Linked DNA regions of Homo sapiens: all the other regions are linked to region 2. The links are chromatin contacts, found by Hi-C or POLR2A ChIA-PET in ENCODE. All regions are on one chromosome and are shown on one strand. Each heading gives the region's core, a stretch centred on a gene start or an enhancer-like site at or near the end of the contact. The rest is flanking DNA. Distances are from core to core; before and after follow the strand shown.

Region 1 (4,240 bases), core at 549-3,048, 430 kb before region 2:
CACAGACCTAAAGAGTGAGCAGCAGCAAGATTTATTGTAAAGAGTGAAAGAACTAAAGCTTCCACAGTGTGGAAGGGGACCCCAGTGGGTTGCCCTGCTGGCTGGGGTGGCCAGGTTTTATTCCCTTATATGTGCCCTCCCATGTTCCATTTTTGTCCTATCAGAGTGCCCTTTTTTCAATCCTCCCTGTGATTGGCTACTTTTAGGGTCCTGCTGATTGGTGCTTTTTACAGAGCACTGATTGGTGCATTTTACAATCCTCTTGCTAGCTACAGAGCACTGATTGGTGTGTTTTACAATCCTCTTGCCAGACAGAAAAGTTCTCCAAGTCCCCACTCTACCCAGGAAGTCTAGCTGGCTTCACATCTCAATGTTACTCCCTAATTTCTTACTCTTTTTAAAACAAAAACATTTTTCCCTCATGTTATAAAGGTACTGCAAATTCAATATGTCCTTATTTTTAAAAAAATTAAATGCAAAAAATAAAAATAAAAATTTTGAATACCTAAAGTCTACCTAGAGACATTTTAATACATTGACTTTTTAATACATTTAATACATTTTAATACATTATCTTTTTTCTTTGTATAATCTCTTGTAATTCATAACTTTGAATATACTGAATATACCTCTATACTTCATGTTTTTATTTCAAATTACCAGTATACTATTACATACTTCACACTTCATTTTTGTTGGCTGAAAATATTCTTCTCAGTGGATGAGCTATAAATCATTGTTTATTTAGGTTGTTTTAAATGTTTCTATTATAAACAATGTCATTAATAGCTTCATGTTTATATAATTTTATTTTTTAGGATAAATTTCCATAAGTGGAAATATACTGGCAAAAGAGAAGTGTTTTTTTGTTTTTTTTTTTTTGGAGACGGAGTCTCGCTCTGTCACTGGGCTGGAGTGCAGTGGCACGGTCTTGGCTCAATTCAAGCTCCGACTCTCTGGTTCAACTAATTCTCCTGCCTCAGCCTCCTGAGTAGCTGGGATTACAGGCATGCGCCACTCTGCCCAGCTAAGTTTTGTATTTTAGTAGCGACAGGGTTTCACCATGTTGGCCAGGATGGTCTTGATCTCCTGATCTCGTGATCCGCCTGCCTCAGCCTCCCAAAGTGCTGGGATTACAGGCGTGAGCCACAGCGCCCGGTCAGGAGAAGCTATTTTTAAAGACTTTGACACATATAAAGCAATATTTAAAATCAAAGAAAGTGTAATTTGTTTAACAATTTTTTTTTTACTTGAAGCGGTCTTTTATTTTATATTATGTCTTTTGCTGACTTTTACAAGCAAAGGATGAAGTCACTTCATTCTGTTTTGCTAGGGAGAGACTGTGTCATGCTTATTGGAAGACATAAGGGCTCATAATTAGATTTTGCTGGTTCCCTAGAGACAGTCCCGGGAACACACTTGCATAACCTTTGGTAATTGGAAATATATCTCATATTGGCCACGTGCACAATAATTCAGTGTGAATATGGCCAATAAACATGCCTTGTTTACAGGTCATTAGTTTGGACCTCTCTTCTCCTCAAATGCTAAGAAAGATCTGGTGAATTAAAATGCTTCCAGTCCATTTGCCTTGGCCTGTAGTGAAAGTCCTAATGAACAATGAAGGAGGTACCGGGCCTTAGGGACTCAGGGATGCGCTCAGGAGTTAAGGGCAAATTTTCCTAGGTTCTTTCCTAGGCAAGTAGATCCCGGGAGCGGTGGAGGGGCGGGACTCCACGTCTCCTAGGAACCGCTGCGCGCTCACTGATTGGCTGATCGCTGCTCAGCCGCCATTTTCAAATCCCCGGATGACGGCGGTGGCGGCTGCAGTCCGCTGACAGGCGCTTTCTGCCTGGCAGAGGCTGGCGGGCATCGTGCCCGTCCCTGCCGGTCTCCCGGGCACCCGGCCACCGCCCCACCCCCTCCTCCGTGCCATGGAGCCCGAGCTGGCGGCTCAGAAGCAGCCTCGACCGCGGAGGCGAAGCCGCCGGGCCTCTGGGCTCAGCACGGAGGGAGCGACGGGGCCTTCGGCCGACACCTCCGGGTCGGAGCTGGACGGGAGGTGAGTGTGGGGGAGGGGAGGGCCGAACGGGAGGTGAGTGTAGGGGAGCGGAGGGCCGAACGGGAGGTGAGTGTTGGAGAGGCAAGGGCCGGGGGGAGGGGAGGGCTGGCCGGGAGTTGGATGTGGGGGGCGGCGAGTGGGGGTGTTGGTGAGGGCCAGGGGGAGGCGAGGGCCGCTGGGAGGTGAGTGGGGGGTGGGGGAGGTGACCGCGGGGTTGGGGGGGGGGACGGGGGCCGCTGGAAGTGAGGGTGGCACAGGCTGGAGTGACAGTGTGCCTGGCCTTGGACCGAGGTCGGTCCTGAGACCCCAAACTGCGATTTTCCCTGCCTGTGGCAAAGGGGCGGGTTTATTGAGTCTCCTCGCCTCCTGACTGTTTCTCAGGGGAGACTTAGGAAAAACCACAATGGTTTTGTTCTGCACACCCAACTGGCTGTAGGCTGGCGTTCCCAAATGCCTTTGCTCAGACCGAAACTGTCATGGTGAGCACCACGAGAATGGGCTTCCATGTCCTGAGAAAGAAAAGACTAAGGGATAAGTTGACTTCGGGATATGTTATGAGATGCCTATTAGAGAGTTCATCACAACCATTTTCGTGTTTTTTCTTTTTACTTTTTGTGGAAGTATACATTGAAATGAGAGTGTATGACTCGTGTTTGGCTCAGTGAAATTTCACAAAGCGAAGCTCAGGGGATAGCTAGTGAATTAGGAGGAAGGGAACCAAGTGAGAACAGTATCCAGGAGGCCAAATGAAGAAAGAATTTCAAGAAGAGGACGTGGCGAGCTATGTCAGATGTTATTGATAGGTCAAATAAAATGAGGATTAAGTAAAATAAGATGAGGATTAAGCTAGATGAGGAATGAAAATTAAATTTGGTAATGAGAAGAGAGTATTGATCTTAGATGGTTTCCAAGAATGGTTACAATATCGAACTTAGAGTGTTTTGCAACAGGTTGAGAAGAGAATGTGCGATTTGTTCAGAAAATAATGTGAGTGCCAACACTAGGAATATGGAAATGGAAAAATACTCTTGTTACTATTTAAGATTTATAATCTAGTGGGGAAGAAAGATAAGTAGGTTAATAATTATTATAATATGTGATAAAAGTTATTATAGTGATATACACAGAATGCCGTAGATTAAAAGGAACACTTAATCCTGACTGGAGAGAATAGGAAATGATTTCCTATTGTAATCCCTGAGTCTTTAAGGACCAGTTTAGAGAGCAGATGTAAATGGATGATTTCAGGCAGAGAAGCATGTAGAAAGGCCCTGAAGCAAATGAGTCTGATGAGTTCTGGGTATATATTCTATTTTATTACTATATTAACAGTGATATTTGTATAGAGGAGAGGAAACCAATATGGGGAGAAGGAGGAGGTAGTCATGAGAGATGATGCTAAAGAGGTAAGCGCCACATCATGAAGAGACCTTGTATGCCTTGACAGAGTTTGGGTTTTATCTTCATGGTAATGGGGAAATACTGAAAGACTTTAAATGAGCCAATGGCATGACATATTTGCATTTTAAAAGATCAGTTTGCCTTCCATGAGAAAAATAAGCAACATTTTGGAGTCATCTCACTCTTCATATTTTATGAAAACTATTCCCCAAAAATGTGCACATATACATAAACATTTCAGGAGATTTGTGGACCCAGCTGTGTATACCAAATTAAAATTTCCAAGTTTAGCTGATGGATTGGTAGGAAATCAGTCTGCAGTAGTCTAAATGAAAAAATGATTGTTCGAATCTGATAGCTGGCAATGGGATTGGTGAAGAGAAGTTTCACTGCAACAGGAAGACAAGAAAGAATAGAGAGAAATAACACAATTTTGTGGGATAGACTCTTAAGAAAGAATAAATTCCCTTGATGTGCTGTGCTGAGTTAACAAATAGAGGGAGAGGTTGAACAGACAGTAGAGGAGAAAAATGGTTGAACAAGGATCCAAGAAGGCAGAAAAGGACAGAATCCAAATTCAAGGTAGAGGATTTAGCCTAACAAGAAGCTATGGATGATATATAGTTTTGAAGAATGGGGTGTGTTGTGAGCAGGAATTTGAGGACTTTCCCACCAGGCCTCTATTTTTTGTGTGAGGTAGGAAATGATACATTGTGAGAAAAGCGTAGTAACACAGGCAGCATGAGGAGAGTGAGACACAGTTAGAAGAACCATGGA
Region 2 (4,388 bases), core at 1,854-4,353:
TCGCTTTTGGCATCTGGCTTCTTCCACTTAATTTTTTTTTTTTTTTTTTGAGACAGAGTGTCACTCTGTCACCCAGCCTGAAGTGCAGTGGTAGGATCTCGGCTCACTGCAACCTCTGCCTCCCAGGTTCAAGTGATTCTCCTGCCTCAGCCTCCCGAGTAGCTGGGATTACAGGCATGCACCACCATGCCCAGCTAAATTTTTGTATTTTTAGTAGAGACAGGGTTTCACCATGTTGGCCAGGCTGGTCTCCAACTCCTGACCTCAGGTGATCCACCTTGGCTTCCCAAAATGCTGGGATTACAGGCGTGAGCCACTGAGCCTGGTCTGTTTTTTGTTGTTGTTGTTGTTTGTTTGTTTGTTTGTTTAACAAAGGCCCAGGCCCTGCTCTTAAGGAACTCCCTGTCTAGTGGAGGAGGGAAGCATTTGAAAAATCAGAATGTGGTAAAAACAGCTGAAGCCTATGAGCTCATTCATATATAAAGAGCTCCTACAGGCCAGGCGCAGTGGCTCACACTGTAATCCCAGCACTTTGGGAGGCCGAGGCGGGCAGATCACTTGAGGTCAGGAGTTCAAGACCAACCTGGCTGACATGGTGAAAAAAAAAAAATACAAAAAAATTAGCCAGATGTGGTGGTAGGCACCTGTAGTCCCAGCTACTCGGGAGGCTGAGGCAGGAGAATCACTTGACCCCAGGAGGTGGAGGTTGCAGTGAGCTGAGATCACGCCACTACACTCCAGCCTGGGCCACAGAGTGACTCCGTCTCAAAAAAAAAAAGCTCTTACAACTCAACAACAAAAAAACGAACAATCCAACTAAAAACTGCGCAAAGAACTTGAGTGGACATTTCTCAAAAAAGATATACCAATGGCCAACAAGCACATGAAAAGATGCTCAGGCTGGCTGCAGTGGCTCACACCTGTAATCCCAGCACTGAGAGGATGGGGTGGCAGATGGCTAGAGCCCAGGAGTTTGAGACCAGCCTGGGCAACATGATGAAACCCTGTTTCTACAAAAATTACAAAAAATTAGCCAGGCATGGTGGCATATGCCTGCAGTCCCAACTACTTGTGGGGCTGAGGTGAGAGGATCCCCAGAGCTCGGGAGGTCAAGGCTGCAGTGAACCGTGATCACACCGCTGCACTCCAGCTTGGGGGACAGAGCAAGACCCTGTCTCAAAACAAACAAACAAACAAACAAAATCATCCTATGATCCAGCATCCCACTCCTAAAGAATTAAAAGCAGGGACTCAAACAGATACTGTGCACCAATGTTCATAGCAACACTGTCAACAGAAACCAAAAGGAAAACAAGCCAAATGTGCATCCGCAGATGAGCGAAGAAACAAAGTGTGTCCATCCATACAATGAAATAGGATTCAGTTATAAAAGGGAATCGAGGCTGGGCGCGGTGGCTCACACCTGTAATCCCAGCACTTTGGGAGGCCGAGGTGGCCGGATCACGGGGTCAGAGATCAAGGCCATCCTGGCTAACAGAGTGAAACCCCGTCTCTATTAAAAATACAAAAAATTAGCCGGGCATGGTGGCGGGCGCCTGTAGTCCCAGCTACTCGGGAGGCTGAGGCAGAAGAATGGCGTGAACCCGGGAGGCGGAGCTTGCAGTGAGCCAAGATCGCGCCACTGCACTCTAGCCTGGGTGACAGAGCGAGACTCTGATAAAAAAAGAAAAAAAGGGAATCGAGCATTAAAGTATGCTACATCATGGATGAACCTTTGCAATATTAAAATAACAGAAGCCAGACACAAAAGGTCACATATTGTGTGATTCCATTGATATGAAATGTACGGGATAATTAAATCCATAGAGACAGAAAGCAACTTGGTGGATGTCACAGGGACCTTTGTTTGAATCCCAACTTTGCCATTTATTGGTGGTCTAACCTTGAGCAGGGCATTTAACCTCTCAAGATTCCAGTTTGTTCATCTGGAGAATGGGGATGACCGTCAAGCCCACCTCAGCAGGGCATCGTATGGGAACTCTGAGCTTGGACCCGCTCAGCAGTGTTTTTTTTTTTCTTTTTGAGACGGAGTCTCGCTTTGTCACCCAAGCTGGAGTGCAGTGGCACAATCTCGGCTCACTGCAACCTCTGCCTCCTGGGTTCAAGTGATTCTCCTGCCTCAGCCTCCTGAGTAGCTGGGATTAAAGGCGTGCACCACCACGCCTGGCTAATTTTTGTATTTTTAGTACCGACTGAGTTTCACCATGTTGGCCAGGCTGGTCTTGAACCCCTGACCCTCCTCGGCCTCCTAAAGTGTTGGGATTACAGGCGTGAGCCACGGCGCCCGGCCCCTGCTTAGCACTTCTGTCATAGGCTCCTGTAACACGTGCCATTTCCAGTTGTTTTGTATCTGGATGTCACGTTAGACTGGACCCCATGTTGGCAGGGACTGCAACCGCTGTGTTGACCACTGTGCTTCTGCCCTGAGCACAGTCCCTGGCACGTTGCCGTCACAGTCTGGGAGGGGAGAATGAAGAGTGACTGCACATGGGTGCGGGGTTGTATTTGGGGTGAGGAGAACACTTTGGAGCTAGATAGCGGTGGTGCCTGCAGAACAGTGAATGTTTTAAATGCCACTGAATTATTCCTTTTATTTATTTATTTATTTTAGTTTTTTTTTGAGACAGGGCCTCTCTCTGTCACCCAGGCTGGGAGTGCAGTGGGACAATCATAGCTCATTGCAGCCTCAACCCCCACCAGGCTTAAGCCATCCTCCCACCTCAGCCTCCGGAGTAGCTGGGAACACAGGTGCACACTACCATGCCCGGCTAATTTTGTTTTTCTTTTTTCGGGGACAGGGTCTCACTATGTTGTCCAGGCTGGTCTCGAACTCCTGGGCTCAAACGATCCTCCCACCTCGGTCTCCCAAAGTGCTGGGATTACAGGTGTGAGCCACTGCACCCGGCCCGAATTTTTCACTTTAAATGGTTCATTTTACGTTACTTGAATTTCACCTCGATAAAAAAACAACAAGGCATCTGAAGTTGTCCACAGGCTTCACACAGCACGTGGAAAGGCGGGCCGGGGTGACTCACCCCTCTGGGGGTCAGGAACGCCGTTCTGGATAACTCGCATCCCCCTGGGGATGTGAGTCTGAGCTGCCCCGGCGAGCGCAGCTGTGTGCAGGGCCCGCAGTTCCTGTTTCCGTCGAGCCTACAGCCCAGAGAAGCGTGTGCTTCTCCCCACGGAGGTGGGTCTCCGTTTCAGGGTCAGACCTGAAAGCATCGGTTGCGTTTGCTGGAGTTGTTGTCAGCATGTTTGCCGCTTTGATTTAGAGGCCGGGATAAAGGGCGATTATCAAAGGACTGCATGTTCCCGGCATGGCCACGATGGGCCCCGGCAGTGTCCCTGGAGGCAGCAAGCTCACTGGACAGGAACAGAGGTGCCATTGTGTGTGGCTAAAGCAGCTAGAAAGTCAGTGCTTCTCTGCTGCACTGTGAGGCGGGAAGAAGATGTATTTCCACCTCGCGGGGCACCTCGTGTCCTGTCTGGGGGGTCTGTGGGCACCAGTGTCCACCCAGGTCCTGCTGCAGAAAGTGGGGAGGCCAGTGGCTCTGGGGCCCTCATTTGGATTTTTTGAGAATTCGTGCCTCCACGCTTTGTCCAAAGCTCTCCTGAAAACCCCTTCGAAAGTCAGGCACAGCCTAGTGAAGGTGCTGTTCCCACGGTTCATGTCATGTGGCCCTGGAAGGTCTCACTCGCTGCAGGTGACCGGGGGGCAGGAGGACATACAGAAAGGCTTCAGCCCACGACTGCCCTGGTGACGCGGGTCATGTCCTCACCCTCACGCCCCCTCATTGCCCCTTTATTTCTGGCATTTCCTTCCTCGGTGGGAGGCCCCCTCTCTGGTGCTGCAAATAAACACCAGACCCCGCCCATCAATCACACCTCTTCAGTGACACAATGACACCCTTTCTGTGCATCAGTGCCCTGTGCTGTCAGAGTCTCGTGACACAGATTCAAACTATTTGGGGATTCTATTTTGGCCAAGCACTGGCCAGTTATTTAACAGGTATGGATTATTTTAACCTTTGTAATTACTGCATAAAGCAGGTGTTACTAAATCCATTGTACGAATAAGGGTACTGACTCAGGTTGGGATTGGCCAAGGCAAGAAGCTGATTAGTGGTGGGGCAGGATTCAAATGTCTGAGTTACTGTTTTTTATACTGTAAGTTCAAAAAACAACAATAACAAAACAAAAACCAAAACAAACAAATAAAAATAAATAAGTAAACTGTAAGTTTAATAAGCTGGCCCTATAAGTAAACCAGTTACTGGAGGCATTCTCCCTCCAGAGCGAAAACAAGAGATTTCTGTGGCAGCTGTCGTATATTTGTAGAGATGGGAGTGATTTGGATAGATTGT
Region 3 (3,793 bases), core at 64-2,563, 430 kb after region 2:
CTTACTATGTTGCCCAGGCTGGTCTCAAACTCTTGGGCTCAAGTGATCCTTCTGCCTCGGCCTCTCAAATTGTTGGGATTACAGGCATGAGCCACTGAGCTTGAGACTGTTTATTTTATGGATTCATTGATTCCTATTATATTTAATGAGTTATAATCCATAGTGTCCTTATTTATTTTGACACTCAAATTGTCCCAGATTTGGGTCATAGGAGCATCTTCAGGCTGGCTCCTGTATCCTTCGGCATGCTCTCCTCTTCTGCTTTGAGGACGTCGTTGATTTCTAGGCCTGTACAATACTCCAGGCTCATCTTGTGCCTTCCCTGTCTCAGCTCTAAGACTGTCGATGTCTCTAACAAGCCCTCGGTCCTAGATCTGGTTGTAGTTGTGTTATTGCCAGTGGGTGTCATTGCTTCTAGGGTGTTTCAGTGGCCAGAGTTGGGATAAATATGTGTGTGTGTTCACATATGCGTAAATAAAACCATACAATAACTATAATATGTATGTGTGTGTATCTATATCTATATATGGTTGTATTATTGGAAATATACATTCATATTGAGATCTCCAATTCTAATTCAATGCAAATGTTCTTCTTTCACCCAGGACTGTCCACATATTTTGCAGAGTCCAAGTAAAATGTAGGACTCCGTTTTCAAAATTTATTCAGTATTTCAAAACAGCAACAGCAGAGCATTAACCCAAATAAAGGGCAAGGGGTCCCTGCCAAACCTGGGGCCCCGCATGATGGCCTTGGTCTCATGCGTGCGAAGCAGGCCTTGCCTCCATTATGCTCACAGGGAGAATGCTGGCTCACAGCATTGACAGCGTAACGCAAGATTGTCTGCGGAATTTGGGGACTATGTGAAAGAAAAAAGCAGAATTTAGAGGTGCTAAATTATAAATCTTTCACCTTTTTTCTCTTGTCATGTTGTTTTTTAAAATTTGCTATTTAATGTTATTCAAAATAAAGAAACAAGTTATTAGCATGAGTTCTACAGTTCGTCCTTATATTGTGCAGTGACAATTTTACATGCAAACATAAGCGCATTTAACTCATAAGTGGGTTCACCACAATCACACAACTGGTATTTCCCAGCTTGTATAGGCATATGTATCTTGTTCTTATGAGAACAATGGAGATATTGTACAAAACAAACTCACTGCTTTTATTCACCGCTTGATAACGCTCATGTTCTGCCATTGCTGGCTACCCTGGACGTACGTACTAATGAGTGAGGAAGGTCTGAAAGGAGAAGGAACTGTGGGTTTCACTGGCTTTCCCTTTCCTCACTTCAGCATGTGTACTTGGCTAATACAGGGAAGTAGGAGGTCAGGATGAGGCTCCTTAGTGGTTAGAGTTTCTTAGAACGTCATTGCCTTCTTTCTGCAGTCAGGGCAAGTTCTGGGTCAAACAGAAAGTGCGGTGTCTCGGGGCTGTTGGCGTTCTTACTTACTCACTTGTAGACATAGCACGCTTCCTTTCAGCCCCTTCTACTCACTTGCTGAATTCCCAGCCATCAAGGCAGCAAGCTTCACTTCTCAAACATCAGTTCAAAGATCAAATTACTGGCCGGGTGCAGTGGCTCATGCCTGTAATCTCAGCATTTTGGGAGGCCGAGGCGGGCGGATCACCTGAAGTCAGGAGTTCGAGACCAGCCTGGCCAACATGGTGAAACCCCGTCTCTACTAAAAATACAAAAATTAGCCAGGCATGGTGGCGGGCGCCTGTAGTCCCAGCTACTCGGGAGGCTGAAGCAGGAGAATCGCTTGAACCCGGGAGGCAGAGGTTGCAGTGAGCCGAGATGGTGCCACTGCACTCCAGCCTGGGTGACAGAGCGAGACCCTATCTCAAAAAAAAAAAAAAAAAAAAAAATCAAATTACTAAGAATTTCAAGCTGGCAATGACAGTGTTAAACCATGTGTAGTGTCCTGAGCATGGGGCCCTGTGCGACGGAGCAGTTCTCATGTCCGCTGCTTTTCAAGGATTTTCCTGTCTCCCCTCCCCCACGCCACTTCCATGGTCTGGAAGCCACAGGCAGAGCCCCTAAGGTGGTTATGTTGAGATTAGGTGTGGAATTCTTGGCATCATTTGAAGTTACTCTGTATCCCAGTAATGCTGAAAGCATGTGTGTCTTATTTGTACTTCTTGATAAACTTCTTTTTGGAGATTGCGTAGAGGGTTTTTAATTCAAGTGGCTGCTATTATGCCTCATGCTAGGAACCTTTTTGGGGGTGCTTTTCTATACTATTATAAAAATTATATAAGGCTAGGCACGGTGGCTCATGCCTGTAATCCCAGCACTTGAGGTCAGGAGTTTGAGACCAGCTTGGCCAACATGGAGAAACCCCATCTCTACTAAAAATACAAAAATTAGCCAGGGATGTTTGCGTGCACCTGTAATCCCAGCTACTCAGGAGGCTGAGGCAGGAGAATCACTCGAACGCAGGAGGTGGAGGTTGCAGTGAGCCAAGATTGTGCCACTGCACTCCAGCCTGGGTGACAGAATGATACTCCGTCTCCAAATAAATAAATAAATAGAAATTATATAAATATATTTAATAAAAAAGACTAGTTAACTTTTTTTTTTGTACTGGATCATACATTCACAAATTTCAAACATAAAGAGGTTAAAGAGGCTGGGTGATGTGGCTCATGCCTATAATCCCAGCACTTTGAGAGGCTGAGACAGGCCAATTGCTTGAGCCCAGGAGTTCGAGACCAGCCTAGGCAACTTGGCAAAACCCTGTTTTTACTAAAAATACAAAAAACTAGCTGGGCATGGTGGTGCATGACTGTAGTCCCAGCTATTTGGGAGGCTGAGGTGGGAGGATCACCTGAGCCCAGGAAGTTGAGGCTGCAGTAAGCTGAGATCGTACCACTGCACTCCAGCCTGGGAGACAAGAGTGAGATCCTGTCTCAAAAAAAAAAAAAAAAAAAAAAGTTAAAGATTTTTAAAAATTCATTTTTTAATTATTTACTGCTAGTATGTAGAAATGACAATTGCTTTTTAAAACAGTAGTTGTCAACATGGGCTCCCCTCCCTGGGTCTTCATCTTCCCTGAATGGCGATTCTTCAGTATATTTTTACTTCCCTATATGCCCAAGCAGATTATTTTTACGTTTTTTTTTTTTCAGCTGTTAGATAAAGATACTGAGATACCAAGAACATAAATAACTTTTCCTAAACAAATTTAAGACTGAATTATAGACTCAGTGATCTAGGATGATTTATGTACTTATTTATTTTCAGAGATGGTTGCCCAGGCTGGTCTTGAACTCCTGGGCCCAATAAATCCTCTTGTCTCAGCTTCCTGAGCAGCTGGGACTACAGGTATGCACCACTGCACCTGGATAGGATGATTTGGTCTTGTCTTAAGGAGCAACACATACATATATTTTTTTCCCTTTTCCAGATTCCGGGGTCTGTTATCTGTGTGATGAGGCCATGGGGAAAATGCAGTGAATATAGGCTTTGCCATAGGTAAGACGTTGCAGTTAGGAAAGTGGAAGTGACTTAGGGTGGAGAAATGGGAAGAGAAATTGGTTTAGTGTGTGGAGAGAGGAGGCAGTAAGACTTAACTCTTCCCAGGGGTAGACATTAAATGGCTCATATTTCTGGTCACTGACTGAGTTATTTTGTACCTGGACAACTTCAGAAGTCAGCATGTCAGAATGCATAAATGAAGAGGGCCATATGATGTGACTCTATCTGACACAGTTTTATCTATTTATTTTGAAAATGGTGCCAGGTGTGGTGGCTCACGCTTGTAATCGCAGCACTTTGGGAGGC

The links. A loop is a pair of places that touch in the nucleus more often than their neighbours do. ChIA-PET counts read pairs that join two places held with the same protein, here RNA polymerase II (POLR2A). Pooled maps may share reads with other maps.
Region 1: a loop to region 2 is called in a pooled map, with 2.8 times the contacts of the local background. The contact joins the promoter of NET1 here to the enhancer-like site in region 2. A Hi-C loop is called at or near these places in 1 of 50 pooled maps. POLR2A ChIA-PET finds 5 or more read pairs at or near these places in 3 of 52 experiments (GM12878, activated T-cell and activated naive CD4-positive, alpha-beta T cell).
Region 3: a loop to region 2 is called in a pooled map, with 4 times the contacts of the local background. The contact joins two enhancer-like sites. A Hi-C loop is called at or near these places in 1 of 37 single-sample maps with no recorded cell type and 2 of 50 pooled maps. POLR2A ChIA-PET finds 5 or more read pairs at or near these places in 1 of 52 experiments (Panc1).

What each region holds. Positions count from the first base shown.
Region 1 is chr10:5,410,759-5,414,998 of GRCh38, forward strand. It overlaps NET1 (neuroepithelial cell transforming 1), which reads left to right and starts at 1,799. Exons shown (of 12, transcript NM_001047160.3): 1 at 1,799-2,062. The coding sequence starts at 1,935. RefSeq lists a silencer at 1,711-2,140.
Region 2 is chr10:5,837,313-5,841,700 of GRCh38, forward strand. No RefSeq gene overlaps it. Among named protein-coding and RNA genes, the nearest start is that of TRV-TAC3-1, 14 kb to the right of the region's middle. RefSeq lists enhancers at 2,712-3,011, 3,222-3,401, 3,682-3,731. Within about 2 kb of position 3,104, at least 9 of the 41 ENCODE cell types and tissues checked have a DNase peak (open chromatin) inside an H3K27ac peak, as active enhancers do; they include GM12878, where a contact is called at or near this core.
Region 3 is chr10:6,266,103-6,269,895 of GRCh38, forward strand. It overlaps a transcript of PFKFB3 not described here. Among named protein-coding and RNA genes, the nearest start is that of LINC02649, 59 kb to the right of the region's middle. Within about 2 kb of position 1,314, at least 9 of the 41 ENCODE cell types and tissues checked have a DNase peak (open chromatin) inside an H3K27ac peak, as active enhancers do.